Linked DNA regions of Mus musculus: region 2 is linked to region 1. Evidence: chromatin loops called from intact Hi-C (ENCODE). Cell type or tissue: heart. All regions are shown on one strand. Each heading gives the region's core, and the rest is flanking DNA. Links, peaks and the distances in the headings are about the cores only.

Region 1 (16,018 bases), core at 1,449-9,448:
ACTAACTTGAATGTCTCATATGATGAATCAATAAACTATGTGCACATAGCTTTGATGTTGGTTTCTTGTGTCATTTGTAGGGGTTTTGTTTTGAAGTTTTGGGTGATGTTAGGGGTGCAAGGGTTTTTTGGTTGGTTGTTTTGAGATAGAATTCTTTGTGTAGCCCTGGCTGTCCTGGAACTTTCTCTGTAGAGCTGGCTGGCCTTACACTCAAACATCTCCCTGTCTCTTCCTCCAGGTGCTGGGATTAAAAGCAGGCACCACCACGGCCTGCCCCCTCGTGTAATTTGTAGTCTCAGGGGGTTTTTGCACTATACATGAAGGAAACAAAATGTAAAAATAGTTCACTTTCAGGGGCCAGAGAGGAATCTCCAGCAGTTAAGAACACAGAAGGCAGGGCTGGAGAGATGGCTCAGTGGTTAAGAGCGCTGAACTGGTCCTGAGTTCAATTCCCAGGAACCACATGGTGGCTCACAACCATCTGTAATGGGATCTGTTGCCCTCTTCAGGTGTGTCAGAAGACAGTGGCAGTGTACTCATAAACATAAAATAAAGAAATAATTTTAAAAAAAAAACAAAAACACCAAAGGCTTCCAGAAGACCTTAGCTCAGTTCCCAGCACCCATATGGGAGCTCATGATGGTAAAAATTCAGTTCTTACAATGCTGGTGTTCTCTTCTGTCTCCGTGGGCACCACGCATGTACATGGTTCATACACACACACACACACACACACACACATACATACACATGCAGGCAAAACACTAGTACAGTTAAAATAAAAATAATCTCCCTTTCCCTTTTAAAAAATAACCCTATATTTAACTTCCTATCTCCTCCATGTGTAAAAATCCTGCCTTCGTTTGGGGTGATGGCTCCCTTGGTAAAATCCTCTCCATGCAAGCACAAGGGACTTAATTCAGATCCCAGCACGGTGGCTTGTGCTCGTTACAGAAGGATCCCTGGGGATTCCTAGTCAGCCATCCTAGGAAATGACATGCTCCAGGCTCAGCGAGGGAGGGGTACTGTGCCAAAATCTTAGATGGAGAACAATTGAATACGGATACCCCAGGCCAAGCTGTCATACAAGTCTTTGTGCGCACACACACACAGGAACATGCGCATGCGGTTGTCAGCGCTATTTGTTGAGCTATTTTTATTATGTTCTTATACCTCTCACCCTCCTTTCCAACCTTCATTCCACCCTGATACCTTCCAACCCCCAACACTAGGTAGGAAGGAAGGTTAGAGGGGAAATGGGGCAAAGACCTCTTTAGACTACGTCTGCTGATTAGGGGCGTTGAGTTCCTTGGGGCAAGTCCAATCTATGTTGCCATGGTTTCTCTTTGCTCATTACCCCTCGGCAAACCACAGCAACAGCAACCATCTGCAGCTGGCAAAGATCACGCCCCTGCTAGTGCGTGAGGCACATCATAATCACCTGCTGTGAAGCACTTGCACCCCCACACCTGGGATTAAAACAAAAACACATTCACACAACAGACACCGGAATTCTCACCACAATCAATTGCCATACAAAGATGGAAGACAACGATGTGCTAGGCAGGAAAAGGGTTGAATGCCAGGGATTTCCTACAAGGTGTTAAAGGAGCAAAAGGAGTGCCAGGCATGGGCTGGAGAGACGGCTCAGCGATTGAGCACTTCCAGATGAGGGTCTGTACCACTGCCTGGGAAGGTGGTGTCCATATAGATGCCTGGCTATCTAGAGGTTGGGGTCAAGCTTCCTGACATAGGAGACTGCCTATGATATGATATGATATGATATGATATGCACTTGTCCATTCTGGCCCTATGGTGTCTCCAGCGCCTGTCATCCTTTTCAAGATGCAACTGCTTGCATGTGGGTTGCTACCCACTTACACGTGGACCAGTGCCCAGAGTCATTCCTGAAGTGGCTGTCCCCTCTGGGGATCTGAGGTCTGTGATTCAAAGCAACATAGTGATGACTTTCAGGATAAATAAAAGACTTCTTAAAAGTATCTGAAAAATGTATTCAGAAAAATAACCTTAAAGAGTTATATAACAGTGGGCTGGTGAGAGTGTTGCTGTGTAGCCCTGGTTGCCAGGAACTCATTGTTTAGACCGTGTTGCAATCATACAAAGATCCACTTGCCTCTGTCTCCGAAATGCTGGGAATGAAGGCGGCACCCCACCAAACCTGGCCAGTAAAGCTATTTTTAAAAAATGGACTTTTTTTTTTTTTCTTGTCTTTAGTCACGTTACCTGGCTGTGTAACTCAATATGGCTTCAACTTTCCTGCCTCTGCCTCCCATACCCATGGTAAAGTTACTTTTTAAAACATTAGGACAGAGCTGGTGAGTTTGCTAAGCAGATAAAGGCAGCTGCCACCAAACCTGGTGACCTGACTTTAACCCCCAGGACCCACAGGATAGGAGAGAAATTCAGGCTCATCTGTGACTACATTAGTTAGGAGTTCTAGGATACATGAGGCTATCTAGAAAGTAAGATGAGCATTGTTTTTAGCTGAGCATGGGGCTCATGCCCTTAGTCCAAATATCTGGGAGATAGAAGCAGAAGGATATTTTAAGTGTGTGTGTGTGTGTTATGCCTCCAAGAACATAGCCCTGTAATGAGAGTTCCTATCTAGCATGTTCCAGGATTTGGAATCAATTTCTGTTTTGTCTCCAGGTTGTATTTTTTTACCCTCTAAATTTACCTAAAAAAACAAAAGTCAGGTGGAATGCAAGTTCTGGGAAACAGGATACACATACTCTGTGCTGTTCCTCTAAGTCCAACTATAAGCTCTACACATGAGACAGAACCAGAGAAATATAGCTGGCCAAGGACCTCAGATCGCTGTCCACTACACATTTATTGGTGGCATCTTGCTATGTGGCCCTGGTTTTCTTTACAAACATCAATGAGCACTGCTGGGGAAAGTTCCAACAGAAGTATACTCCCTGCAGCCAAGCAAGATGTCTGTGATTGTCCAGGCACCCACAGAAGCATAGCAGCACCCCAACAAAATATCTGACTGTATACAGCATTCTGTCACATGTTAGTAAACCTGAAAATCTGTGAGTGATGCTGTCTGGAAGGCTACAAGAGAATCTGGCTGCTCTGAGAGAAATGTTTCTCTATGTTCAGTGTTAGTATCAACTTCCTGTGAGAAATGTTCATGTAGCAGGGCTATGGTGGTACACACTTTTAATCCTAGCAGAGGCAGGCAGATCTTTGTGCATCCAAGACCAGCCTGGTCTACAGAGTTCCAGGATAGCCAGGGATACACAGAGAAACCCTGTCTCAAAGAAGAAAAAAAAAAAATGCACATTTGGTTTTAGCCCTGGCTGATCTGAAAGTCCAAGGAATTCTCTTGTCTCTGCCTTCTACCTGCTGAAATTATATATACCATGAGCTATGACTGTTAGCCTGGAGATGTGTTATTATATACCCCAGGTTGGCCTGGAGTCCATCTTCCTCCTGCATCCAGGGTTATAGGTGTGCATCACCAGACCCAGCTGATGCTTTTATTTTGCATAAGGAAACATTTTTTCAAGACGTAGTCAGTCAATGGTAACCAAAGAAATGAGAATAGTGCATTTCGTACATGCTCAGCAATGCAGAGGAATTTAGCCCTGGAGTGAGCGAGCAGAGTCAAAGCAGCAGAAACCAATATAACAGCAGCAAATTAAGATAATATATATATATATATTTCATATCGTGTGTTTATATATATATTTCACCAGAGAAAAAATAGCAATCAAGCATTTTTTTTTATGATTTAATTTAAGCATGTGTGTGTGTGCATGCACACATGTGGGTGCAACTGTTCTTGGAAGCCAGAGAAGAGTGTTGGATCCTCTGGAACTGGAGTCAAAAGTGGTTGTGAGCCATGTGGCTTCTGAGAATTGAGTCTGTACATGCTCTTAACTGCTGGGCCATCTCCCAAACCCCTACTATAAACCGTTGTTTTGGAGATAGTTTCTCTAGGATAGCCTGGAACTCGGAGAACCACCTACCTATGGCTACTAAGTACTAGGATTGAAGGCATTCACTAATGTACCTGACACACTGTAAGCCTTTGAAAAATACAAGATTTTAGTCTTTCTTATTTGCAGGAAAGGTCTCGACCTTCCTATGGTTTCCAGGCATGATCTGTAAAAGTCTCAAGTGTTGGGGTTACAGGCATGCACCGCTGTGCACAGTTCAAAGTGTTGTTTTCAATGGTTGCCTGTTCTGTCACTGGTACTGTAAAGAGACCACAGGCTTGAGAGCCAGGCACGCTCAGGTGACGCAGATGCTTCCAACTAGATATAGGTATATTAGCTAGACTGGTTTGTTCAGGATTCCTGAGTACACGCTCATATCCATAATGTAGGATAACATATCTCCTCCGTGGGCTGGGAGGAAAAGTGATGTAGGATATTGTCCTCCATGTAACACATCCCCAGTATTCCTGTATTCTCCACTACTGAGTGTCCACTCCACAGTTAGATGGAGGATGAGATACAGTCTCATTAGTGTAAGCTGACCTCAACTTGCTATGTAACAAATGATAGTGAGCTTCTGTTCATTTTACCTGTACTCCTAAGACCTGAATTTACCCACATGCCCCACTGTGCCCAACTATTTAGACTGCACTAATAGTGTTCTGTCCTGATATATATATAACATTTGCACCCACATGCGTGCATGCACACACACACATGCTTAAATTAAATCATTATATATATATATAAATATATATATCATATATATATATAATATATATAAAATAATTTAATTGGGGCTGGCTTACAGGTTCCAAGGTTCAGTCTAGTATCATCAAGGTGGGAACATGGCAGCATCCAGGCAGGCATGGTACAGGAGGAGCTGAGAGTTGTACATCTTCATCTGAAGGCTGCTAGCAGAATACTCCTGTTTTGTTTTTTAAATGCTAGCCTGGCATGGTAGTGCAGTCCTTTAATCCCGACACTCAGGTGGCAGAGGCAGGCAGATCTCTGTGACTTCTGTGCCATCCAACACTGTATACTGAGACCCTGTCTTAACTGCTTCCTCCAAAAATATTTATATTTAATTATGTGTGTGTGCCTGTGCCCACAGATATGTGTGTCAAATCCCCTGAAGACGGAATCACAAGCAGTTGAAAGCTGCCTTATGTGGGTGTTTGGAGTATATCTCTGATCCTCTGAAAGCAAGAGGCCTCTTTCTAGCTCTTACTAATGTGCTTTTTACAAATTTCCATATTTAGAATCATTGCCATAGGCTACATTCCCAGGGCCGGTGCTTGTTACAAAATGTGAGTTACCTGAAATTAATTCCTAAGGCTTACATGATTTGTCCACACATGTGTCCCAACACACCTGTACCCTACACACACATGCACACACACACACATGCACATACACGCACACACACATGCACACACACACACACATGCACACTATGTTTTTTTTAAGATACATCCCCAGAAACAGAGGTTGGTTCTCTCTTCCCAGAGAAGAGATGCTTACTGGATGCTCCCCAACCATACTGCATATTACTGAACTACATATATGCATTTCAAAAGGTCTTAATGTCCTTGCCTGCTAGCAAAGGTGGGAAATGTCTTTGCTATATTGTCTCCAACACTGAGCAATCAATCTCCTCTCCAAGAACTGTCTTGATCTCGTAGGTGAAAATAGTGCCTCATTATTCACATTTCTACTTCTGGAATATTGGTGATCTGGCTGGGATGTGGCACAACTGCTAAAGTACTTGCTAGTCTGTGCGGAGCGCTGCGTTCAATCCCAGCCTTGCAGAATTCAGAAACTGGGCTTGTTGGTCCGGCCTATAATCCCAGCACTTGGGCAGTGGAGACAGGAGGATCAGGAAGTGAACTTTGAGGTTTGTGTGGATACACACACACACACACACACACACACACACACACAGGGTGATGAGAACACTTACCAACAAGCCTACTGACCTGAGTTGGCGCCCCCAGGTCTGGGAAGAGAGAACCAACCTCTGCAAGCTGACCTCTGCCCTCCACACATACTCCTCCTCTTAAATAAATGGATGAATTTCATTTTAAAATTTATATTTAGGTATCTGTGATTGCGTTCCCACCAATCATAAGGCAGAAACCACAAGTGTGCTGTTGTGTACTTGGTTACAAACACACAAGCCCTACAAGGGATCACAGGGTGGCACTAGAACTTCACAAATGGCAATTGGCTGCCAGCTTTGCTGAATCTGAAGCCCAACCAGTAGGAGCTGGTTCCCAATCTGCTGGTTCCCAGTCTGCGCTCCGGTTCCCCTGGGCAGAACCGAATTCTGATAGGATGGAAGGTTTGCCAGGGAAGTCTTGTTTGAGAACTCAAGACACACGGTTCCTTGTGCTTTATTGCTGTGTTAATTATAACTTGATTATATGTGGTTGTTCTTGCGATCCCATGTGTATCCTATACAGTCACGGCTCTGCTATTTCCTGTGGACATTGTAACCTAAGCTGGACCCTGTCACTGCCTGCCTCAGGGCATTTCACTGAGCATAAATCCCATGGTGCCAGCTCTGGGACACCAGCATCTGTTCAAACTGGAACTGGGAACTTCCCAGGAAGGTGACCTGCAGAAAGCCTCTTGTTTCATAGAGCTACTACAAAAATAATAAGTAAATAAATAAATAAAATGAAGGTGACGGTGCATACCTGGAATCCTAGCATTCGATGACAGAGGCAGAAGGATCTGAACTGAAGGCCAACAGGGAACTACATAGCAAGTTTCAGACAAGCCGAGACCGCACTGTGAGACTCGATTTCAGGAAACCCAAATTAAAGCCAGCAGGGTGGCTCAGTGACTAAATGCTCTTCCCTGTGAGCCTGTGAGCCTGAGCTCAATCCTCAGGGCCCACATTGCTGGAAGGAAAGGTCCTCTGACCTCCTCATTATCCTATGGTATGCGTGCACGCACGCAGGTGTGCACGATCTCACACGTGTGCAATCTCACGTGTGTGCGCACGCTCATACACACACAAAATATATTTTAAAACTCTAAATAACAGTATATAAATAACATAAAGGCACACCTTATAAATGGTCAGTTTTTTTTTCCACTTTTGTCGTCAAGAATAAAAAGAATTCACTTATTCTTTTAAAACTCCAAATAGTTCAGAGACCCCCCTACCCCCCAAAATACCACAGGCTATCGCCACCGCTGTTGGTTGTCCACCAGAGTTTGATGGTAAAACACTATTGCTAAAGACACCATACACTCTGGCTGCAGGACATGGAGAAATCAGGCTGGTGCTAAATAGGACACTTCCTTCCTGCTGGTGACTTTTTGTAGAACTAGAAGGTGCCATAAAGGTCCGAGTTATGCAGGAGATGTCATGAGTAATTTTACCCAGCTATGGACACCATGGGCTACTCTAATGACCTGGGTCATTAGAGTCCCACAATTGTCATGGGGGGCAACCAACCAATCACCTTATTCTTAGATTTAAGGCCTGAATTGCAAGAGAAAATGCATACCTGGTACTGAGTTTCTGACCAGGGACCCACGACCAACATCAGGAGTGAACCTGTCTGTCTCAGTTAGGGTTTTACTGCTGTGAGCAGACGCCATGACCAAGGCAACACATAAAAAGAGAACAACACTTAAGTGGGGCTGGCTTACAGGTGCAGAGGTTCAGTCGATTATCATCATAGCAGGAAACACCACAGTCTCCTCCAGGCAGGTATGGCGCTGAGAGTTCTCTACATCTTCATCCAAAGGAAGCCAGGAGCAAATTGCCCTCAGGCAGCTAGGAGGAGAATCTCAAATCAGAATGCCACAGTGACATACTGCCTCAAACAAGGCCACACCTCCTTCAAGAAGTCCACACCCACTCCAAGAAGGCCACACGTCCTCATAGTTCTACTCTGTGGGCCAAGCATATACAAACCATCACAGAACCTATTAATATTATTCGACTAAATGGATACGGTATCAATCTGCCCTCTATATTTGTACCTATATGGATAGACTTGCACACCTCTTAGGCCCCATTAGTTTCTTTGTTAACTCAAAAGGCTCAGGAACCATTATAGATGGGGTGGGAGGGATGGAAAGATGGTAAGAGCTATAGGGCGGGAAGCCCGGAGCAGAACAGCATCTTCCAGACCAGTCAGGACTGCTGCAGTTCCAAACTCACAGAAGCTGTGATTGCCTGAACAAGATCAAACCAGTTAACGCTCCTTTACTTACGAAATTACTGAAATTATTAATTATTTTTGGCTACTCAATCTCAGAATAAAATGAGTGCTTATGCCGGGCAGTGGTGGCACACGCCTTTAATCCGAGCACTCACAAGGCAGAGGCAGGGAGATTTCTGATTTCGAGGCCAGCCTGGTCTACAGAGTGAGTTCCAGGACAGCCAGGGCTATACAGAGAAACACACTGTCTTGAAAAAAAAAAATGAGTCCTTATATGTTTCATAGTCACAAGGACACATGACAAGGGACAGAAAGTGGGAAGTTAGTTAGCACTGACTAACTTCCAGGGAACAGGATGAGTTTTTGAGACTTACACGTACCCTTCTACATGTCAATCAGAGTGACGCTGCTAACGTTTTAATCCCTTGACCGCTAGAAATGGAGCATCAGTTGATGGAGTGTTCTTTCTCCCCTGGTGACAGAAAGCATGACCTGATAAAAAATGAAATCTGAGCCGGGTGTGGTGGCGCATGCCTTTAATCCCAGCACTTGGGAGGCAGAGGCAGGCGGGTTTCTGAGTTCAAGGCCAGACTGGTCTACAAAGTGAGTTCCAGGACAGCCAGGGCTATACAGAGAAACCTTGTCTCGAAAAACCAAAAAACCAAAAAATAAAAAATAAAGTCCGGGGCTGGTGAGACTCAGAGGGTAAGAGCACCGACTGCTCTTCCGAAGGTCCTGAGTTCAAATCCCAGCAGCCACATGGTGGCTCACAACCATCCATAACAAAAATCTGTTGCCCTCTTCTGGAGTGTCTGAAGACAGCTACAGTGTACTTATGTATAATAATAAATAAATCTTTGGGCTGGAGTGAGCAGAGACTGAGCGAGCTGAGGCTGACCAGAGCTAGCAGGGATTGACTGGAGCGAGTGGGGCCGGTGGAAGCAAGCAGAGGTCTTAAAAATTCAATTCCCAACAACCACATAAAGGCTCACACCTTCACAACAGCTACAGTGTACTCGTATACATAAAATAAATAAATAAATATTTTTTTAAAAATTGAGGATTCTGGGAACTGAACCCAGGTCTTCAGTAAGAACCGCAAGCCCTCTTAACCCCTGAGGCCATCTCTCCAGTCCATTACTTTTCATTTATGGACATGTATGTGTATTTATGTGAGTGTGTGCAAATGCCCATAGAGAGGAGAGGGCGTCAGATCGCTAGGTTGTGAGAACCAACCATGAGGGCTGGGGACTGAACTTGGGTCGTCTGTAAGAGCAATTTGCACTCTTAAAGGCTAAGATCTCCCCAACTCTGTTTACATAGTTTTTGATGGATATTTTAAAAAAAATTTTTTGGAAAACATTTTATATGTACAGGTGTTGTGCCTGCGTGTATGTTTGTATACCATATCCGTGCCTGGTGCCTGTAGAGGCCAGAAGAAGGCATTGTGTTGGGACACCATCCAAGACTGGAGTTGTCCAGGGAGAATTCTGAGTGCGTGAGAGAAAACAAGAGGTTTATGGCTTCGCTGTCTTCCAAATGGAAGTTTTCTTGAAATGCATTTTTGTGCCTCTCCCAGATGTAGCAGATAGGAATGAGCTTACTTCAAATTATTTTTTATTGCTTGCTGATGCTATTCCATTGAATTTTTATTTGTTTTGTTTTGTTTTTCAGTTTTTCTCTGTATAGCCCCAGCTGTCCTGGAGCTCACTCTGTAGGTCAGGCTGGCCTTGGAACTCACAGAGACCTGCCTGCCTCTGCCTCCAGAGTGCTTGCATTAAGGGCAGGTGTCATCACCACCAAGTTCAATTAAACATTTAAACTATCCTTTCTATGCCGATGTGGAAAAAACGTGTTTGCCATTTGTGGTTTGTCCTTGTGATTGTACACAGCTTGAACTCATGAGGACTTTACTCCTGTGGTTTCTCTTTAACCTCCGAGTGTAAACTGTCTGGGGACCTGAATCAGCATCGCTGTGGCGGGAGACTTCAGTCTGCTCATTTAGCGGCTCCGTTCTCCCAGCTCCGAAACTTTATTTAGGGATGTAAGCGCGTGTGGTGGTTGGAATAGAAGCCAGGTCCTCTACAAAAGCAACAGATGTCCCTAGCCACTGAGCCACCATCTCTCCAGCCCCGTGGTGGATTGTTTGAGTAAGAGAGTCAGCCTATTTGAAAGCCCACAGAGATTTGCCTCACTGACACAAGACACTGATAGTCCAAGCAGGAGTTTATGAGAGTTTAGTAACCTGTCAAGATTTGAGATCAGGCACCCTCACATGAGAAGCTGCTACACACACTTGGGTATGTCCTATTCTCTATGACTGTCCCTTTCAGAAGCCACACCCAAGCTTTTTTCTTCCTGGTGCCTCTCTTTGTCTGACCCCTTGTGTTTAAGCTTAGATTTAAAATCTCTTGGGCTGCTGAGATGCTCAGCAGATAACAGAGCTCAGACTGACAACCCGAGTTCAAACGCTGAGACCCACGTGGTAGGAGATAACCGACTCCCGCAAATTGTCCTCGGACCCCCGTGTGTGAGTCATAAAATGTGCACAGGAGCGCATGTGTGCGTGCACACACGTACACACACACAAAGTAAGTAAATAAATGTAATCTAAAAAATTGTAGAGCTAATGAGGGCTTTCATCACGTCTGAAGCAACAGTGCATCCTCTGTATTGGAAGAGATGACGCAGGGAGGAAAGAGAAGGAAGTGGTATTGCTTCAAAAACAAGGCTTGTTGGCTAATTTTTGCCAGTGTCCCTATATCTAGGCTTCATTAACATTTTAAGTCCAAAAATGGTTGCATAATGCACAGCACATACTATATTTTATACCTCAGAAAAAGAGAAGTGGCAATTTACAAAATCGCCCTGACTACTTTTGGTCCCATGATGTCACGTGCCTACCCTTGGTGTCGTGGTCATACGGGAGCCATATGTCTAGGAAAAGTTGCATCATCAAACCCCAGGAACTGGTACAGTGGGGTGTCTTCCTCTGTTTTAGTGCCCCGTGGCCATCAGTTATATACTAATGACCATTCTATGGTTATAAATTTACTATGTAAAAAGATACAAACTGTGCGCCCTGGGCTGCTGTGTCTCAGTGGTAGCCTGTTTGCATAGCATGCATGAGGCCAGGGGTTCGGTCCCCAGCATTGCCAATAACAAAAGAGTTCTGCAGTGTAGTCTCTTAGTAGAAGGCCTTTTTCTTAGGAAGCTATTTTCTTGTGTCTAAGTCGAGGGTCATGGTGTCATTTTTCTGATTTATGTTTCACTCATAGCCCTGCAGGGAACGGGGAGTGTACCTGATAGGATAAAATAAGAATGTGTATGTTAAAGGTTGTAAGATAATGAAAAAGAGGCCAGGCACAGGGTGACACAGGCCTTTAGTCCCGGCACCTGGGAGGCAGAGGCAGGTGGGTCTCTGTGAGTTCAGGGCTGACTTCACTGAGGCTGGCTGTGAGTGTTTATAGGTCTGCCCTACTTCAGTGGGCTGATTCCAACTCTACGTTTGCCATTGAAGGGTTGCTTTCTCAGTCATGCACGCCAAAATGGCTACCAACATAGCTATCATGTGCTACCATGCCTGCCACCTACCAACATGTCTGTCATGTGCCACCATGACTGCCACCTGTCACCATGCCTGTCACATGGCACCATACCTGGCGCCTGCCCTATGCCTTCCTTACATGATAAATCCTTATTCTTCTGGAACTATAAGTTACAATGAACTTTCTTTTGTAAGTTGCTTTAAGCGTGGTGGTTTATTTATTTATTTATTTATTCACATTACATCCCAGTATCAGCCCCCTATACTCATGGTATTTTATTGCAGCAGCAAAAAGTAACTAATACTCCCTGCCTCAAAAAAGAAAAGACAAGACAGAAAGTGAAAAAGAAGAATGTCATGGTTGTGAGTTTTGGGGGCTTTGCTGTTGGTGTTTACAGAGGTGTCATCTGTCTTGTTTCTGTTCTAAAGACAGAACCCAGAAGTATAGCTGTGGTAACATACACCTTTAATCCCAGCACTCGGGAGGCAGAGGCAGGCGGATTTCTGAGTTGAAAGCCAGCCTGGTCTACCGAGGAGTTTTAGGACAGTCAGGGCTACACAGAGAAACCCTGTCTCAGAAAAACCGAAAAACAAAACAAAGAAAAACAACAGGAGTTTGTTCTCTCTCACTTCTGGAGAACAAAGGGTACGGTTTGAACCTTCAGGCTCCCGGCCTAGTGGAGATATTTTTTTTAAAGATTATTTATTTATTTATTTATATGTAAGTACACTGTAGCTGCCTTCAGACACTCCAGAAGAGGGAGTCAGATCTTGGATGGTTGTGAGCCACCATGTGGTTGCTGGGATTTGAACTGCGGACCTTCGGAAGAGCAGTCGGGTGCTCTTACCCACTGAGCCATCTCACCAGCCCTAGTGGAGATATTTTGAAGGTTGGGGAATGTTGGGAATGGGGCCTGGTCAGTAGGGACCAACGTTTGAAAGCTTACCTAGCGGGCTTTCTTGGCTTTCCTGGTCAGCCTTGATATGCTGCTATATGCCTCACTATCGTGAGCATGCACCGTTATGCCTTCCCAATATAATGGACTCAAATCCCTCTGAAACCCTAAGCCAACGTAAATCAGTGTTGGCTAATTTTCTGTCGATTTGACACAAGCTAGAGTCACCTGATAGGAGGGAAACCGAGTTGAAAAAAATCCCTTTACAAGCTCAGGCTGTGGGCAAGCCTGTAGGGCATTTTCTTCATTAGGGGTTGAGGGAGCAGCCCATTCTGGGAGGCGCCACCTCTGGGTGGGTGGTCCTGGGTTCTCTAAGAGAGCAGGCCAAGCAAGCCACGGGGAGCAAGCCAGTAAGCAGCACCCCTCCTTGGCCTCTGCATCAGTACCTGCTCCAGGTTCCTGCCCTGAATTCCTTTGATGATAAACAGTGATGTGGAAGTGTAAGCAATAAACAAACAAACAAAAAACACCTTCCCTCTCCAATTTGCTTTAGTCATGTCACAGCAATAGTAACTCTAACTTAGACTAAATCTTTGCCCCCTTAAGTTGTTTTTTCTTAGTCACTCGATTAGAGCATCTCCAAGTGACTAATACATCCCATTTCCCAAATCCAGGCTCTTGGTTTCTGCAGGATGTGGCACCCTCCAGTTAAGTCCTAAAAGAATGAGTCTGGAGCTGGAAACATGGTTTAGTTGATAAAGTGTTTGCCACGTAAGCAGGAGGGCCTGAGTTTCAATCCCTAGCGCTCACACTAAAAAGCCAGGCTCAGTGGTTCAAAGGCCATGATCCCAGCCCTGGGGAGGTGGAGGGAGGCCAATCCCTTGAACCTGCTTGCCAGTCACTCTGGCCTGGAGAGCAGTGAGGGGTCAGTGGGACAGCTCAGTACATAGAGCACGTGCTGTGTAACCTGATGGCCTGAGTTCTGTCTCCAGAACCCATGGTGGAAGGAGAGAACTGGCTCCCAAAAGTTTTCTTCTGATCTGATCTCCATATGTGTGCTGTGGTATATGGGTGCCTGCACACACACACACACACACACTCACACACACACACTCACTCACACACACACTCACACTAAGAGCAAAGCAGAGCCAATGAAGATGGCACAGAAGATAAAGATGCCTGGCCCCAAACCTGAGCACCTGAGTTGGATCCCTGGTGGAAGAAGAGAACTGATTCCTGCAAATTGTCCTCTGAGTTCCACACTTGTGTTGTAGTGTGCATAACACGCAGACACATAGACACACACACACACACACACACACACAGAAAGAGAGTTAAATGGATACATAAAAAAATAGGTAACAAGAAATGAGAGACACCCAGTGTCAGGTGCTGTCCTGCACACACTTGCACACACATGCTGTCTCTCACACACGTAAGCACATGCACACCAGCACACACAGAGAAGTCTGAGGTCTGAGGATGTTGTTCTTCCTCCTCCTCCTCCTCCTCTTCCTCCTCCTACCCCTCCTCCTCCCCCCCTCCTCCTTTCTCATTAGTGCTCTCCTCAGTTTGGGGCTGTGACACCCCATTTCTGCCTCTGTCATCATGGCCTCCTCCCTGTGCATCTCTGTCTTCTTCTTCTTCTTCTTCTTCTTCTTCTTCTTCTTCTTCTTCTTCTTCTTCTTCTTCTTCTTCTTCTTTTCCTCCTCCTCCTCCTTCTCCTCCTCCTCCTCCTTCTCCCCCCCCCCCCTCTCTCTCTCTCTCTCTCCCCCCCCTCTCTCCTTATTGTATATATAATGTTCTCCTTGCATGTATGCCTGCACACCAGAAGAGGGGACCAGATCTCACTATAGATGGTTGTGAGCCACCATGTGGGTACTGGAAATTGAACTCAGAACCTCTGGAAGAGCAGCCAGTGCTCTTAATCTCTGAGTCATCTCTCTAGTCTCTTCTTTCTCTTACAAGAACAGTGTCATCAAACGAGGGTCCACCTGTCTGTGATCTCATCCCAATATTTAATTACATGTGCAAAGATCCAATTCCACATCAGGCTGGTTCTTAGGGTCCCAGCAGACCATGGAAGAGCAGCCAGTGCTCTTAACTACTGTGCTTTCTCTCCAATGCTTAATTTATTTTAAAGATTTTTATTATGTGTACAGATGTTTTGCCTGAGTATCAGGATTCTACATACATGTTTGCAGTACCCATGAAGGCCATAAAAGGGCGATAGATACCCCTGGAGCTGGAATTAATGAGGTTTGTGGGCCACCATGTGGGTGCTGGGGATTGAACCTGTGTCCTCTGGAAGAGCAGCCAGTCACCTCTTAATATTTTTCAGTTATGGAGTATTATCATGCTAGACAAATAAATACTCTGCTACTCAAATATATCCTTTATCTTTCTTTTCTTTTTTTTCATACTTTTTTTTTTATGTTAAAACAGGCTCTCATTAAGTAGCCCATACTGGCTTTGAATTCACTCTGCAGCCCACACAAGCCTTGATCTTCCAATCTTCCTTCCTTAGCCTCCTGAGTAGCCAGCCATTGCTTAGTAGAATTTATATGGCAACCCCCTTGGACCTGATTTTCATGATCCTGTTGAATCTACAGAAACCCTACATAGTCCACAGGAGTGGGTGAGGGTTTGTGGTATTGCTCAGTGAGCCAGTCACAAGGTCCTGGATTCTAGTCCCAAGGGAGTCAGGAAAGGGCATCAGAACCGGGGATATTGACGCTTGTGAATCAGCATCATGGATGGTGGGAAACAACCCCGGATGCTCTAAAGAGCAGCCAGGGGGCTCTTGACTGCTGAGCAACTGTCCAGTCCTATCAGTTTTTTGGTTTTGGGTTTTTTTTGTTGTTGTTGTTGTTTGTTTTTGTTTTGTTTTTGTCTTGGGGGTTGTTGTAGAGTTGTTGCTGTTGTTGTTTTGTTTTTCATTTTGATATAGGGTCCCATGTAGCCCCGCCTGGCCTGTAACTCACTATGTAGATGAGAAAAGCCTTGAATTGCTGATCCCCCTGCCTCTGCCTTCTCCTAGGACCACAGGCCTATGCTAGCACACCCACTTTATAGGACACTGGGGATCCAACTACATTTCCCATATTCAAGGCCAGCACTATTCCCCCAGCTGTTTTCCTCCCAGCTCCAGGTGTGTGTGTGTGTGTGTGTTGAAGCAGGATTTTGTTGTTCACTGTATAGCCCATGTTGCCGTCACCCTCACGAATGCTGAGACTACAGCTATACACCACCACATCCAGCCGCAGGACAGGTCTAAGGAAGAGTCCTGTATTTTTCTCCACCTAGGTCACTCCCAGGGAACTGTCTCCAGGCTCCCAACTCACATCCATCTGCCCAGCTCCTGGCCTTTCCCTGGTGTCCTGATTCCAGCAGCTGTCTCCAAGTCAACAGGGT
Region 2 (16,018 bases), core at 7,262-15,261, 170 kb after region 1:
CAGAGGTCAGGAGTGAAGGGACAGGAGATTCGAATGAAGGGGGATGCAGTTGAATGGGCCAGGGCCAGTCGGTTGCTGACTTCCTGTCTGCTGAAATGATTCTGCCTTGGGCCTCTGCGCTGCTTTGCATATGGCCCCATCTTAGCCTCCTCGGCTACAGAACTCCTGTGTTTGTGGTCATCAATGGCCTTTGAGGTAGCAAAAGTGTTTGAATGAGAGCACTCTGTCCTCCAAGCCAGTCTTTGGAATCACAGAGCAAAATAACTCACCGCCCTGCCAACGGCTCTGAGCCTGGGCTCTTGGAGGAACCTGTCTGTCGCTGCCAACTGCTGCTGTACAGCCTCGTGATAACCACACAAGGAGGCTTAAGTTGATTCACTTCAGGGATGATTTTAAAAATAGAAATTATTTTATAGCTCCCTTAATAAATACTTCTAGTGGCTTAGTAATTAGCGGAAGAAAGACACCGCCTTGAAGTTACCAGTGCCTGTGTCTAAAAGCGCTCTTATGCTCAAGAGGTCCCTCTCACATGTGTCCAGTAAAGATTTATTGACTGTTCTGGAAATGCCACAGAGGGAAAGATGTATGGCCATTCCTCATTGTGTAGGGAGTTGGGTCCAGGACCTCTGAAAATACTATGATCCAAGGATGTGGTGGTATACACCTTTAATACTAACACACAGGAGGCAAATCTCTGTGAGCTCTTGGCTAGCCAGGGCTACCCAGTGAGACCCTATCTCAAAACAAACAAACAAACAAACAAACCAGAATCCATGGATGTTCAAGTCCCTTGTGTAAATGGTATTTACACATGGTTTATGCACAGCTACTCACATGATTTAAACCATGTACTCAGTACAGTGTACATGACTTACACATGAACTGCTATCCTCTGCTGCTTATGGACTAACGAGGAAGACAACGCCTACCTGTGGGCGGTCCAAATGCAGACTTTTCTCCTTGAATATTTTAATTGGCATTTGGTCAAATCTACTGAGTATGAAACTCATGAATGGGGAGTGGGGTGCCTTTGTGTTCAAGGAGTTGGAGACAGAGTAAGTGATAAACTAGCACTGTCAGATGACAAATGCTATACATGAACTTAAACAGGACACAGCCAGGCACAGGAGGCACATACCTTTAATCCCTGTACTGGGAGGTAGACGCTGGTGGATTTCTGTGAGTTCTAGGCCAGTCATAGCCAGATTCTGTCTCAAAAAAAAAAAAATTCCAAGATGTCCTATATCCGGAGGTAGCTGCTCTAGTCAGGGTAGCTGTAGGCAGGCCACCCAGAGGCTCAGAGCTGTGAGCAGAGGTCTGGCTCTGCTACCAGATTCGAGGCAGTCTCTGGGCCTCATGGAAGTAAGAGATAACAGATTCTCAGTCTCGGGCATCCCAGATATAGTTGGACACTTCGGAAGAGCTGAGAGCAAAGTGGGGGCCCTGGGGGCAGCTTGGTCATCCCCAGGACCGAAGGGAGGAGAGGGCAGGGAGAGAGGTCTCTGTGTGTGGAGTGAATTCTTTAGCTGGTTCCATCTCTCATGGATGGTGCAACCATCCTCTGCTACCAGATGCGGGGTAGTGGGCATGGGGAAATAAAGGGAGTGGGAGAAAACCCGCGTCCCGCCACAGTTCTGGTGCTCTGGGCAGGCAGACACGGGAGGACTGTTGCATGCTTTCCACACGTCCTGGGTGGGTGTCTGGCTGTAGGAAGCTACAGACCCAGCCCGTGGGGGAGGACAAGGGGCCGTCATAGGTGTCTGGGCCTCATGGAGGCCAGAGATAACAGGTTCTCAGTCTCGGGCATCCCAGACACAGCTGGACACTGCAAAAAAGCTGAGAACAAAATGGGGGCCCCTGGGGGTGGCTCGGTCAGCCCCCCAGGGCTGAAAGGAGGAGAGGGCAGGGAGAGAGGGGGTGCTGGGTGGTTCCCACGTGGGCGAGAATCCTTGGTCCCGTCCATGGCTAGAGCACGGGAAGGGCTTCCAGCGGGAGGTTAGATGAGGCTCTTTAGGGGAAAGCCTATCCCATCATTCAAGCACGGCAGGGCTTGATGAACAGAGACATCTATGGTTTTAGAGCTTTATTGTAGAAAGGGGGAAAGAAGGTAGAAAGAAAGAGGCTGGTCATGGCCATGTGGAGAAAGGGGAAAAGGAGAGAGAGAAGGAGGGCTAGAGAAGAGAGTAAGAAAGGTGAGAGCTTAAAGAGAGCGAGGGGGGCCAAGCAGCCCCTTTTATAGTGAGCTGGGCTATCTTGCTGTTGCCAACTGTGGGGAGGAGCATACCTGGCTATAGTCAGGAAAATGTGGGGGTGGAGTCTAGCTAGAATGCCAAAAGCTTGGGACATTGTCTGCGTGACTGATAGTCACAGAATTATGGAGTTGGGAGCTCTGTGGTGTCAGGCACCTGTGTCTGGAAACGTGGCTCACTGTTCCGTCCCTTGTAGAGTTTTCTACTGGGTCACAGGAGCAAACCTCATTCAACCAAAACAGGCTGCCTTTCACTTTCACGGCCCCACATATAAGGACCAGGAGGCAGCTGAGGGAGGATCACAAAGATGCATTTGACACTGGCTCTGTATTGATTTGGTTTCCCTTCCTTTTGCTGGGGATGGAGCCCAAGACCTCGTGCATGCTAGACAGGGGCTTTTCCATACATCAGCCAAGCCTGAGCTGCTGAGTCTTTGCTTTCTAGGAGGCCCCGGAGTTTTCTGCTTCATACTTGGGGAAGCTAAAGTCTGGGCATGGGAAGTTTCTAAAGCAGTGTCTCCCAGTAAGTGAGGGGTACTCAGTTAGAGAGTCCTGTTTCTGTAGGAGGAGCACACAGAGTGAAGGTACTAAGAGGCCAGTTGTGCATGTAGCCATGTCCCATCAACTCTTAAGGCCTCAGGCAGGACACAGCAGCAGCACCTGCGGCCCAGCAGAAGAGGGCTCAGGATGGTACTGACATCAGTACACGGAGATACAGAGGAGCCGCAGTTGGGTTGGGAAGATGGCTCTGGGGCGCCTCAGATGATGCTCGCTGGCTAGGAATGAGTCCTGCCAACCCCTTGTACCTGTGGTACCATGGGCAGTCTTTCTGCTTCTCCACACTGCTGTTCTCTGTGAGAGTCACAGCCACAGGAGGGTCCTGTTGTGATATTGGATGCTTAGGGCGGGCCTGTTTAAGTGACACACTTGGCATGTTTTGTTTTTATGACACTGGCCAACTCCTGAAGCATCAGGGTCTTTTAAGAATTCTTGGGGCTCCTCCTGAAGACCTGATGAGACTCCCTGGTCAAGCACTTGGCACAAGGATGAACTCAGTAAAACTGATGGGACCATTATGTCACTGGGACCTGGCCGCTGACCCTATGGAACAACGCTACGGGCTTTTCGAGCCTGGCAGGTGTCAGGATTCTATCTCCTACTTGTATGTATTGTCATTCCATGGCTCTGTGTGGCAGCTCTGTGCTTCCTCTCAGCCTCTGCCCCTCTGAAGGTCAGCCCCTCCTGGTGCTGACACTGTCCTCTCATAGACTGGCGGCTCCTGGGGCATGGGTGTGGACTTACTGCCTTTTTTGGTGGTCCATATCCATGAATGTTCACCTGCCCACGCTCTGTTATGTCTGCTGACTTCCTGTAGGTGCCTAGCGGTTTCCAGGCGTCTCACAGTTGCCGTGCAACCTGTAACTGCACTTGCCCTATTGCCTCCTGGATTGTCCCATTGCAGACTGAGAGGGACTTTCCTGATTTATGAAGAAGTAGGGACACTGGGCCAAGCATGGTGGTACATGCCTTTAATCTCAGCACTTGAGAGGCAGAGAAGGTGAATCTCTGAGTTTAAAGCTAGCCTGCTCTATACAGTGACCAGCCAGGGCTGCATGTGGGACCCTTTCTCAAAGGGGGAAAAAAAAAAAAAGACACTGTTCTGCACCTCTCAATTGTATGGAAATTACTCTTCTTGGCTTCCTGGGGAGTCAGACAGGATTTAGGGTATGATAAGCACCCAGACACCCCCATCCTTTAGTGTTCTGAGGTTTCTCCAGCTCTTGGTTTGCCTGAGGGCCGCTGAGTCCACTCTTGATGTACCAGGTTGGTGGGAGGCTGTTTTCAGGGCTGGGATTCCCTCTACCTCCCCCTTCACTGTGTGGCTTCCCACCTGCTATGTGAGTGTGGGGGTGACATAGTTTCAGAAACACAAGTGTCACTGAGGTCAGACCATGTCACACTCTAGTCTCAGAGCTGTGTCGTAGGGTCTGCCAGACATTCCACACACAGGGAGGTTCTGAAGCGTTCATAACTCCACTCTGCTCAGATGTGACCCACAGCCACCTCCTGAGGACAATTCACAGAGAAGCCCAGGAGAGGTGGGTGGGTGCCACCCCTGCCTGCTGTCCTGTCTGGGAGGATGAGCAGGGGCCAGGAGTACCCACAGACGCTTACTGTGTGAGCGAGCACTGGGCCTCCTTGTGTGGTGCTGGCCACCCCACACATCTGCCCACCCTGCACACAACGGGCCTGTGTTCCCGGGAGCCAGCCTGCGCCTGCATAGGATGGCTAGCTGACACGGTCCTGTCCCTTGTGGCCAGCTCAGGGATGGGTGGCACCCAGGCCCTCCACAGAAGCCCCTGCCACGTTCCCTCCCGGGCTGCATTCCTCTGTCCTTGTGACCTTACTGCTGCACCCTAAGGCTGGGGCAGCAGCCACACACACAGGCAGGACTCCTGCACATGCCAGCGACATGCCGTGAAGTGATGAAGTAACGCTACCAGGGGGACATTTGGAGAATCGTAAACCAGATTTAAAGAGGGCCAGGGACAGCCAACTGTGTATCTCACCCCTTTAATCCCAGCACGTGGGAAGCAGGGACAGGGAGACCTCGGTTTTCAAAGCCAACCTGGTCTCTATATATAGTAAGTCTGAGAACAGACAGAACCAAGTAGAGAGATCCTACCTAACACAACAGCAAGGGGTGAGGGGCCTGGTGGTCTTTGTGGCTCAGGTGAGGATGGGGAGGGTTGAGTGTGTTACACGTCGGGGTTTTGAGAAAGGGGGGGCTCTCACGGGCGTGGTAATGCACACTTGTGATCTCAGCTCTTGAACCAGGAGTTCAAGTTCAGCCTCAGCCATACAGTGAGTTTGAACTAAGCCTCATGGAGAGAGTGTGTGTGTGTGTGTGAGTGTGCGTGTGAGTGTGTGTGTGTGTGTGTGTGTGTGTGTGTGTGTGTGTGTGGCTTAAACCTCCAGTTGAGGGTTATTGAGATGGCTCAGCTGCTAAGGTAATGGTCCTGGGACTTGGAGAGTAGAAGGAGAGGATGGCTCCTCAAATTGTTCTTGGACTTCTACACACATGAGCACAAATTAATGTGAAGAGATTTTCTGGGGCCACACTCTCAAAGTTTGAGTCGACACCCGCTATTGAGTTGTGTTGAACCTTCTCGCTCCTTGGGTTATTGCTCTGCTGGCTCAGGTGGCTGAGAGACCCCTGCCACTTTTAATTATGTGCACGTGTCTGTACACGGGACGGCAGGTGCCCACAGAGGCCAGAGGAGCTGGGGTTACAGGTGGTTGTGAGCCTCCTGACGTGGACGCTGGGCATGGGATTTGAGATCTTTAGAAGTGCAGACAATGCTCTTAACCCATGAGCCATCTCTCCAGTCTCCGTGTGTTGATGATGTTGTTGGTTTGTTTGTTCTGTTTTAAGGTGAAGAGAAGTAGAGGCTTTGCTGCAGGCTAGGGAGGCTTGGGTCTCATCATGGGCTCTTGGTAACCTTTTCCTCAGAGGGAGACTTCCTGCCTGCCCATTCCCAGACTCACTACTTCCAAGGATCTCAGCCCCTCCCAGGTCCTGTCACCTGTGCTCTGTGGGCTGCCCCATGGGCTGCTTCATGGGTGGCTCCTTCTCCTCCCTGTTTGCCAGGAATCTTTTAGGGCAGGTGGCCTTCATCATGAGAGCAGCTCAGATGTCAGGAAGTGTAGGCTGTGGCTCCACAGCCCAGAGGTGGGACGCTCCTTGCTGTGAGCGTGGCCCAGCCCACTTACCACTTGATCCCTTCCAGGGGAAAGCTGTACCAGGAAGCTGTGTCCCAGTCACTGTAAGAACACAGCATGGAGTCCAACAGACCTGACTCTGCCTTTATTACCAATGTACACAAGACACAGAATCTCTCTGAACTTTCCTCTAAGAAATAAGGAAACAGCATAGTAACCATCTCCCAGACGCCTCTAGGAGATGGGTGGCATTCTGTGGCTGTCCCTCTTGGCCACTGTTGTGCCAAGTATCCCCTCAGTCGAGGTGATACCCTGGGCGTGCAGAGTGGCAGTCTCCCCACAGCTGCTGGGTGGCGGCCCTGTGCTTGTGTGGAAAATGGGACCTGGAGGGGGCCATGGGAAGAAAGCAGGCTCGGCACACAAACAGGTGGTTGGTTGCCTGAGGCTTTGTGTACTTAGGAAGGAAGGCAGAGCTTGCCTGTGTTCTTTCAGGACCCTAGTGGGCTCTGTATGTGAATGGGGGTCAGTGGGCCTCTCTAGGCTGTTGGGGAGCAGGGTCCAGCTCAGGAGCAGCCCATGCCCAGCCCTGACAGACCCAGATTAGTGCATCTTATCAGAAAGGGACTCTGCCCCACCAGGCCTGCTACTCTTCTAGGAAAACTGAGCCAGCCTATTGAGCATGTGCTGAGCATCTGCTGTTGGGAACCCACTGCCCCGACATGCAGGGCCTTACTGCTCCATTGCTGCAGCGGGGGTGCATGGTGGCCTCTGGTCCGATGCTGCAGCGGGAGTGCATGGTGGCCTCTGGGAGATGCTGCAGCGGGAGTGCATGGTGGCCTCTGGGAGATGCTGCAGCGGGGGTGCATGGTGGCCTCTGGTCCGATGCTGCAGCGGGAGTGCATGGTGGCCTCTGGTCCGATGCTGCAGCGGGAGTGCATGGTGGCCTCTGGGAGATGGAGCAAAAGCGAAGCTATCACACTGCCCGGCACTTGCTGGCCTGTTGGCTGTGTCCCTAGGTAGCACGCCCAGTGTAGGTCCTTGGCTCACCTGGGTGAGCACACTCGTGTCGGTTGCATGTCCTGGCCTCTGGATCTGTGCCTGTCAGTCCACTCCACCCTCCTGTCTGGGGCCTGGGGAGCTCACTCCAGTTCATAAACACTAGCGACCTGTGAAGGCTCATCTGACCTCCCGCCCCTGTCCCTGCTAGTGTAGCCTTAGAGGAGTGGGTGACGGATAGTGCTCTCTGTGTGGCCTGACTTCCTGCCCATGGAGCTGGACTGGAAGGCATTGAGCTGGGGAAATAAGATGTGTCCAGTGGGCTGGAGAGATGGCTCAGTGGTTAAGAGCACTCAGAGGTCGTGAGTTCAATTCCCAGCAACCACGTGGTGGCTCACAACCATTTGTAATGGGATCTGATACCCTCTGGTGTGTCTGAAGACAGCTACAGTATACCTGTCATATATGTAAAATAAATAAATCTTAAAAAAAATATGTGTCCAGTGGAGGTGAGAGTCCCTTCAAGACTATGGCATGGTTTAGTCAAGTGTGAGGTTTCTTCCTTCTCAGGTGACAGTGTCCTGGCTCCACGCAGGCTCTCCTTTGCCCTTCCCCCATCCTCAGGGCCCACAGTTGTCCTCAGTGGCATGAGCAGGTGCCTATGGAAGTGTGGCCAGTGCTAGCGCCTGGTTTCTGCCTGGTCCTGGCTGGAATGTCAGCTAACCTCTGTGCTGTGGGCTCTGCCGGACAGGAAGGGGGGTGATACTGAGGCTGAGGAGCCCAGTTGGGCCAAAGGGCAGATGTCTACCCTTCTCCCTGGTGCGAGCATGGGCAGAGAATGCTGTGTTGGGCCGTGCCCTTAGCCACTCTTCCTGGAGTCTGGGTACCTTTTCAAGGAGAACAATGTGAGGTAGATCAGATATGCCTTTCTGAGCCACAGCTCAGCTTGCCTCCCTGCCTCCCTGAGCCTGGGGCTCTCGGTCACCGTGACATTGGTACCAGCTACAGGTCATGGAAGAGAAGTTTCCTCAGAGCGTGGATCAGGGAAAATGTGTTCTTTCTTGCCCCCAAACTCGTCTTCCACCAGACTAGGTGACCCGTCTTCCTTTGGGTTGTGTGTTCCATACGGCTGCGGACAGACGGGGATCTAACCCTTCCTCTGTGTCTCTCACAGGCCATCAGTATCAGCAAAGCCATCAACAGCCAGGAGGCCCCAGTGAAGGAGAAGCATGCCCGGCGTATCCTTGTGCCCCTTGCGTCGTAGGGAGCTAGCTCTCAGGAGACTGTGGGCTGAGCACGGCCCTGGCCCAGGGTGTGGGAGTTGGGAGAGCATGGCCCCAGGACTCGCAGAGAACATGGGGAACTGCAGAAAGTGCCAGCGCCCAGTGGGAGGGGCTGTCTGCAGAACCCCTAACTGCCCCCACGTCAGTCTGTCCTCCACTTGGCCTTGACCCTCTAAGGTATCATCCTGGGCACGCATCATGAGAAGGGAGCCTTTACCTTCTGGTCCTATGCCATCGGCCTGCCGCTGTCCAGCAGCTCCATCCTCAGCTGGAAGTTCTGTCACGTCCTTCACAAGGTCCTCCGGGACGGACACCCCAACGTGAGTAGTGAGCACAGCCCTTGGTCCCACAGGCTCAGGCAAGCGCCGCCGCCATGCCACCAGCTGACATCATCCACTGTATCCCATGGAAGTGTGCTGCTCTGACATGTGTCTGTCCTCCTGGGCTGGGGGCTGGACACCCTGCCCAGTGCTGGGAGGGACGGCTCAGGTTCTGTGTCCTCCCCTCCCTTCTCTGGTTGCAGGTCCTGCATGACTATCAGCGGTACCGGAGCAACATACGTGAGATCGGTGACTTGTGGGTAGGTGTGGGGACAGTGTTCAGGCAACGTGGCCAAGCTGAGGGCCGCATCTGGGCGGGGATTCTCTTTCCTTTTGTCCTTGGGGTTACTGTGGAGGCTGAGCACCAGTCAGTGTGAAGTTGGGGCCTGGGGCAGGCGGATTGGCCGACAGCTCCATAAAGCAAGCCCATTAGTCTTCTTGACTTGGAACAGGTGGCAACCCCATGCCTCTGTGAAGATCGGGACTCCCAGGATCCCCTAGACTTTAACCAGAAGCTTTAGAAGGCATGTCACATATAGCCTTGAATTTTCCATGCGTTTGCCTGGCAGTTCTCAGAGTCGGTAGTCAGACCCCTGGGGAGCCCGTGTCTGGATTCCCTCTAAGGTCCTCAGAAGTCAGAGGCCTCAGGCCTCCTTCCCAAAGCTCTCCTGGGGCACTCAGCTGAATGGATCTCCAAGAGCAGACCCAGAGGGACAGCGTTGCCTGTCCAGAGCCTCTGTGCTTTATGCGTGTCCTTTGATGTAAGGAAAATGGCATTCGTCACAGTGCCTGCTGCAGACACGGGCCCTGCTGGCGTGGCCACACACCATGGTGTTTTTTGCAAGAGGGAGCAAGGAAGCTGTGTGCAGACCAGAATGCACCTCCCCTGGATGCCACCAGCTCTTTAGTAAAGTGCCCTGCTCAGAACTGGCCTGTTGCCCCGACAAAGTGCTCTCTTTGCCTCTCACAAGACTTTCTCTGGCAAGAGTGACAAGGAATGAGGTTAAGGAGGGGAAGCTAGAGACAGAGTAATGAGATTGGTGAAGACTAGCAGGAAATGTTTGTTGAGCGAGTGAGTGACTGATTTGTGGAAGAAAGGCCTGCTTCTCTTGCTACCTCTTTTCTTCCTGTCTGGGCACATGCTCAATCCTTGGGATTCCTAGGTGTGTTCTTGACAGTGACCTCACACAGGGCTCCCATCCCCACAGGGCCACCTTCGTGACCAGTATGGACACCTGGTGAATATCTATACCAAACTGTTGCTGACTAAGATCTCCTTCCACCTTAAGGTAGTCTCCCTGAGCAATCATGGACTATGGGACTGGGAGGCTCTTCTCTCTGTGACATCCTGGGGCATAGAGGGGGTTGGATGGCACCTGTCCATCCATGCTCTGTCCACTTGCTGTGGAGGCTAGGAAGACTGGCAGGAGATCATCGGGCTGTCTCCATGTTTGCATAGATCCAATGCAGATGCCAGCCTGTGTGTGCTCCAGTGGCCTTGCCCGTCAGTCCTGGTCAGGCTGCCCCTGCCTCAGCCCCAGGATTTCTGTCGGCCCCTTTGGCTTAACCAGAGAAGCTGGGATCACAGAATGAGGGGATTGAGAAACCTCCCTGGCGACTCCCCTTCTCATGGGAGCTGTCAGGAGCAGGGATGGGACCCGTGTGTGGCTGCTCAATGAGGCTGCGTGGGGGCTGTTTCTGCAGCATCCCCAGTTTCCTGCAGGCCTGGAGGTAACAGATGAGGTGTTGGAGAAGGCGGCGGGAACTGATGTCAACAACATGTGAGTCTGTGTAGCCTCAGTTTCCCCCAAGTGCCTGCCCACTGGGGACCATGTCAAGTGAGGCCACAGGGCTGAAGGTCATGACCCCCAGGGGGCCAGGCTATGGGTGAAGGGGTTTATCAGGTACTCCATGTTTCTGCCTGATGGAGTTTGCTTCCTGTTCCTAAGGGGTCTCGGGGATTGTGTGGGTGTGCCCTGCTGCCCTTTGCATCCCCGTCTTTTCTCCTAGTTTTCAGCTTACCGTGGAGATGTTTGACTACATGGACTGTGAACTGAAGCTTTCTGAGTCAGGTGAGCAAGTCACTCATGCCAGGCTGTGAAGGCACTGGTGGGCAGGCTGGATTTTCACTTGTCTTTCCTGCTGTTGGGGTGAAACCTGGGCCCCACTGACACTGGGCGAGTGATTCTTCTGATAGAGCACCCACAGTAACCCAGGTCTTACGTGCACCTCTTCCTTGGGGTCCCTCTCCCTCCAAGACAGAAGGGGGCCTCATGGTACCTCCAGAGCACAAGCAGAGACTTCCCTTCCTCGAGACCCTACGTGTGTCCAAGACATGGCACATGAAGGCCACTATGGGCCCCTGGGTGTGGAGGGTGGGGTGTGCCCCATGGAGGACCCTCTAGGCTCCTGCCTGGCCTCGGCACCGCACTACTCTCCAGGAGAGAAAACATGGCTAACATTTCCTACTGTGTGTTCTGAAATGCCTCACGGTCCTGTCAGACTGTTCAGCCAAAGAACTGGCAGCTGTTGGACAGGAAATCTCTGAGGGCTCACCCTCCCCGCCCGCCTGGGAGGTGATTGTTCTGGGCTGTACCTTCAAAATAACTGCTGTGACTCACTGTTGGCTATGATGAAGCCCAAGGCACACGCCTTTTTAAGGAAAAACAGGGAATTGGGAAGAGGCAGGACAGCCACTCTGTACGCTGGGTCTGGGCCTGTGGCTCTGGAGGGTGAGAGGCCAGCGTGGAGCCTGTCCAGGAGTAGGACAAAACGGCAGGTCACCAGGGGTGTGGCCCAGTAGTGCAGCTGGACCCAGGCCACCAGGAATTGAGTCCTGGCAGAAAGGGGAAGCCCGAGCTCCTCAGAGCACACAGGCCGTGAGATTCAAGCCGTAGCCCTTGTGTCCCACCCTAGCTGCTCTTGACCTAGGAGGAGGCCCAGGGGGAAGGACCTGCAGGCCCCTATCCTTGGTGACTTATAGAGAGTGGGCACACGTAGGTGACAGAAGATAGAAACCCCTGCAGGTCTACCTCAGTAGAAAGCCCGCTGTAACACACTGCCTTCAATGGGAGTGCAAGGCTGTTAAGAGCGATGTGCCTCAGAAGGCTGAGGCAGGAGAATCGTGAATTTGAGGCCTGCTTGAGCTAGAGTAAGTTCAAGGTCAACCTGGGGAGCTTACTGAGACCCAGTCTCAAAAGTGAGAAGGGCTGGAGAGCGCCCTGGCCCTGTGGCTGGTCCTAACTGTCCAGTTCTAGGGGATCTGATGCCCTCTTCTGGCCTTTGAGGGCATTGCAGGCATGTGGTGCACAGGCAAAACACCTATACATAGAAAATAAAGGAAAGAAAACTTTAAATAAGAGGTCCGAGTTTGGTGGCACATGCCCTTAATCCTGGTGCTTAAGAGAAAAAAATCAATCATATATCTGAGTTTGAGACCAATCTGGTCTCGATTAGCCAGGGTGGCACCTAAATAATGAAGTGCTTGCCTAGCATGTGGGGGTGGGTGGGTGGGCGACACTCTGGGGAGGAGGGAGGGGCAGAGGAAGGGAGAAAGGAAGGGCACAGAACAAAACCAGAGTTTACACACACACACACACCCCAAGATAAAAAAAAGCCAAAACCAAACAAAGAAACAAAACCCTAGTGTGGCTTCCATCCTTGCAGACAGCTCCTCCCCCCCCCCCCCCAGGCATGGCCAGACCAAGGGGCTGAGGGCTTCTGGCACCACTCAGATCTGCCCCACATGGGGCCTGGCTGCTCTCCCGGCCTGGCTCACTGCCCCGCTCTTTGTCATTCCCCTCTCTGCCCCAGAGAAGATGCTGGCCAGGGGAGGCAGCCTCGTGTTTGTCCTTTGTCTGTCCCTCTTTCTCTGGAGTTCTGATACAAGGCCTGATTGTCAGGGTCTCCAGGACAAGTGAGGAGGCATCAGGTCATTTGGGGCTCACAGAGCCTGTGTTCAAGGCTGTGACCTGGAACAGACACTAGCCAGTCTCCACAGCTACACGATGGGCTATTACAGTGACAGTCTTTTTACGAAAACCAAAAACCAAACCCGTATGGTGTTTGGCCTGCATGTACATCTGTGTACCATGTCTATGCCTGGTACCTGTAGAAGCCAGAAGAGGGCATCAAACCCTCTGGCACCAGAGTTATGGATTAGTTGTGAGGGTGTGTGTGTGTGTGTGTGTGTGTGTGTGTGTGTGTGTGTGTTGGGAAATAGAACCTAGGTCTTCAGGAAGAGTAGCCAGCACAGTAGCCCCTAAGCCACCTCTCCGGCCTCTTTTGTTGTTTTTGAGACAAGGTCTTGCTTTTCAGAAGTTTGGCCTTGAGCTCAATCCTCCTGCCTCAGTTTTCTGAGCAGATTATAGGTTTGCACTAACATGCTTAGTTGGAGTGACAGTATTTTAAAATAGATGGGCTACATTTTAATTTAGTGTGTGTGTGTGTACATGCCTGTGCCATGGCACATGTGTAGAGGTCAGAGGGTAACTTAAAGGGGTCTGTCCCTCTCCATGTGACGTATAGGCCATCAGATTTGGTGGTGCGCACTGAGCCACCTCTCTGGGGCCCTAAGCTTGTTCCGTCTCTGAGGTACAGTGTAAGTTTGCGGCCCTGGAATGTGGAGCGGGCATTCCTGTCCTTCAGCGCCTGTCCCCAACTCACCCTGGCCGAGGGTTCTAGAAAACCCTCCCTAACTAGAGCTTATTGAGAGCATAGCCCAGCCTTACTGTCCACCTTGACCTTGTTCCAGGGGGCACAGGACACTAGTCCCAGCCTAGAGGATGCTGTTGAAGGCCCAGATTAGAATCCCAGCCATTACTAAACCTCCACCATGGTTTTGACAGCACAGTGGAGGGCCACTCACCCACTCCAGGGCCCTAGTGTCTGAGCTGCCACTAAAGTGGACCTGGGTGGGGCTGCCCACAAGCTGGCCTCCAGCCACATCTGCTCATGCTGGCTTCCACCTGCGCCCTTTTCTCAGTTTTCCGGCAGCTCAACACGGCCATCGCAGTGTCCCAGATGTCTTCTGGCCAGTGTCGCCTAGCGCCGCTCATCCAGGTCATTCAGGACTGCAGCCACCTGTACCACTACACAGTGAAGCTCATGTTTAAGCTGCACTCCTGTGAGTGTGCAGCCCTGGTGGGGACGGGAGGCCCTATGTCCTCCTGTGCTGAGAGGGAAGGAGGCCTGGGAGGGAGGGAGGGAGGGAGGGAGGGAGGGAGGGAGGGAGAGATGAGAGAGAGAGAGAGAGAGAGAGAGAGAGAGAGAGAGAGAGAGAGAGAGAGAGAGAGAGGAGAAGAGGAAGAGGAGGAGGAGAAGACGAAGAAAGACGAAGAAAGACGACGACGACGACTGAGAGAGAGGACTGAGAGAGTACTAGTTTAGAAAGAGAACCAATAAACCCTTCCCCGTTAACACCAATAAATGTGAGCCAGGCGGTGGTGGCGCACGCCTGTAATCCCAGCACTTAGGAAGCAGAGGCAGGCAGATTTCTGAGTTCGAGGCCAACCTGGTCTACTAATAATGTGTTTCATGGGGGGGGGGGGGGTTTGTGGAATGGCCATTTTCCAAAGCAGAGACTTCGTGTGAGGCCAGCCTGGTCTACTGAGTGAGTTCCATGACAGCCAGAGCTATACAGAGAAACCCTGTCTCCAAAAAAACAAAAACAAAAGAACAAAACACCAATAATGTGTTTGGGGATAGGGGGGGGAATGGCCATTTTCCAAAGCAGAGACTTCGTGTGTGGAGCTGTTTGTTTTCATGGCTTTCTGCACACCTACTGTAGGGGAGGACCGTGGCCCCTCCCTGGGTCACGTGTTTTCTGGGGCGCAGTAGGGAAAAGGCTGTCACCAGTGTTTGGAAAAGGTCCTCAGGTCACATGTGCTGGCTCAGGGCGACTTCCACAGTCCTAGAGCCCCACTCCAGAGCCAGGTGCTGGGGAGGCAGTTTTGGCCCTGACAATCTCTCTGTCTGCTCGGTGCCACCTTGTCTGGCTCCCATCAGAGGTGAGGTGACCTCATGGGGCCTCATCTCCCTTCCCAGTTAGGGTGGACTGGCCAGGCCACAGTCACCCCTCTACTCTCCAGTGGGTCAGGGAGGGAAAGCAGCCTCAGAGCGGCGTGCAGAGAGGAAGTCCTGGTCACTTGTGTCTTCCCTCAGGTCTCCCGGCAGACACCCTGCAAGGCCACAGGGATCGGTTCCACGAGCAGTTTCACAGGTACCAGCCAGGGAACGATGCTATAGCATGGTGGGCAAGAGGGCTGATGGCTCCCCTGTGACCTGTCTCCCCTTGCCACCTGCAGCCTCAAAAACTTCTTCCGCCGAGCTTCAGACATGCTGTACTTCAAGAGGCTCATCCAGATCCCGCGGCTGCCTGAGGTGCCCAGCCCTGCGCCTCCACCCCCGCAGCCCCCTCCCAGCCCACCAGCCCCTGGCTCCTGGCAGGCTCTGGGGGGGGAGGGGGGCTGAGGATCTCCCAAACACTCTCCCTACAGGGACCCCCCAATTTCCTGCGGGCTTCAGCCCTGGCTGAGCACATCAAGCCGGTGGTGGTGATTCCCGAGGAGGCCCCAGAGGAAGAGGAGCCTGAGAACCTAATTGAAATCAGCAGTGCACCCCCTGCTGGGGAGCCAGTGGTGAGGTCCCCATGTCCCACTGTCCCACTGTCTGATCCCGAAGGGCTTCAAACACAAGACTTGGCACGTGTAGGGTGACTGGGCCTCCCCTACCGTCCCTCAAGGGCGTAGGCGGCAGGTCAGAGCGCCATGTTCTCTGCTATGGCAGGTGGTGGCTGACCTCTTTGATCAGACCTTTGGACCCCCCAATGGCTCCATGAAGGATGACAGGTGAGTCCCGAGGAGCCAGCTGGGGTGGGGAGGCTAGGAAAGGCCTTCTGTCTGGGAAGGTCATAGGTAGGACCTCCAGAGCAATGACACACCCAGCCCTGAACCACTGCTAGTGACATCTGAGATCCGGTGTTGGGCAGTCAGGAACCTTCTGGATGATGAACTTGAGCCCAGGATCTCTGTCCCCAGGGACCTCCAAATCGAGAACTTGAAGAGAGAGGTGGAGACCCTCCGTGCTGAGCTGGAGAAGATTAAGATGGAGGTGAGGGGCGTGGCCCAGGGTGGTCCCCGAGAGGGTGGTCCCCACATGGGCAAACCAGGGGTCCATCCTCTCGGTACCGCCCTGCAGGCACAGCGGTACATCTCCCAGCTGAAGGGCCAGGTGAATGGCCTGGAGGCAGAGCTGGAGGAGCAGCGCAAGCAGAAGCAGAAGGCCCTGGTGGACAACGAGCAGCTGCGCCACGAGCTGGCCCAGCTCAAGGCCCTGCAGCTGGAGGGCGCCCGCAACCAGGGCCTTCGAGAGGAAGCAGAGAGTGTGTACCTCTGGGGCGGCACCCAGCAACAGGGTGAGGGGTGGCTTACCCCCTGCCTGCCTACTCC

What was found. A loop is a pair of places that touch in the nucleus more often than their neighbours do. Peaks named below come from ENCODE experiments on the same cell type or tissue, not always from the same donor. Only the 100,000 strongest peaks of a DNase experiment are listed, where the experiment ranks them.
Region 2: a loop joins it to region 1, with 5 times the contacts of the local background. A loop is called at or near these places in 13 of 42 quality-filtered maps.

Annotation. Positions count from the first base shown.
Region 1 is chr5:123,821,539-123,837,556 of GRCm38, forward strand. Kntc1 (kinetochore associated 1) reads left to right here. Exons shown (of 64, transcript NM_001042421.1): 64 at 1-55. Among named protein-coding and RNA genes, the nearest start is that of Hcar2, 36 kb to the right of the region's middle. In heart, for the core only: a CTCF peak has its summit at 6,171; no DNase peak of the experiment used is centred there.
Region 2 is chr5:123,981,164-123,997,181 of GRCm38, forward strand. It overlaps Hip1r (huntingtin interacting protein 1 related), which reads left to right. Exons shown (of 32, transcript NM_145070.3): 2 at 8,142-8,205; 3 at 8,428-8,570; 4 at 8,774-8,830; 5 at 9,779-9,859; 6 at 10,275-10,351; 7 at 10,581-10,642; 8 at 13,555-13,695; 9 at 14,733-14,790; 10 at 14,876-14,951; 11 at 15,068-15,208; 12 at 15,357-15,418; 13 at 15,608-15,680; 14 at 15,768-15,951. It overlaps Mir7032 (microRNA 7032), which reads left to right and starts at 15,689; the gene lies at 15,689-15,767. In heart, for the core only: CTCF peaks have their summits at 11,851 (motif pointing left) and 15,203 (motif pointing left); DNase peaks (open chromatin) are centred at 10,358, 11,238, 11,808 and 12,358; H3K27ac peaks cover 2,053 bases.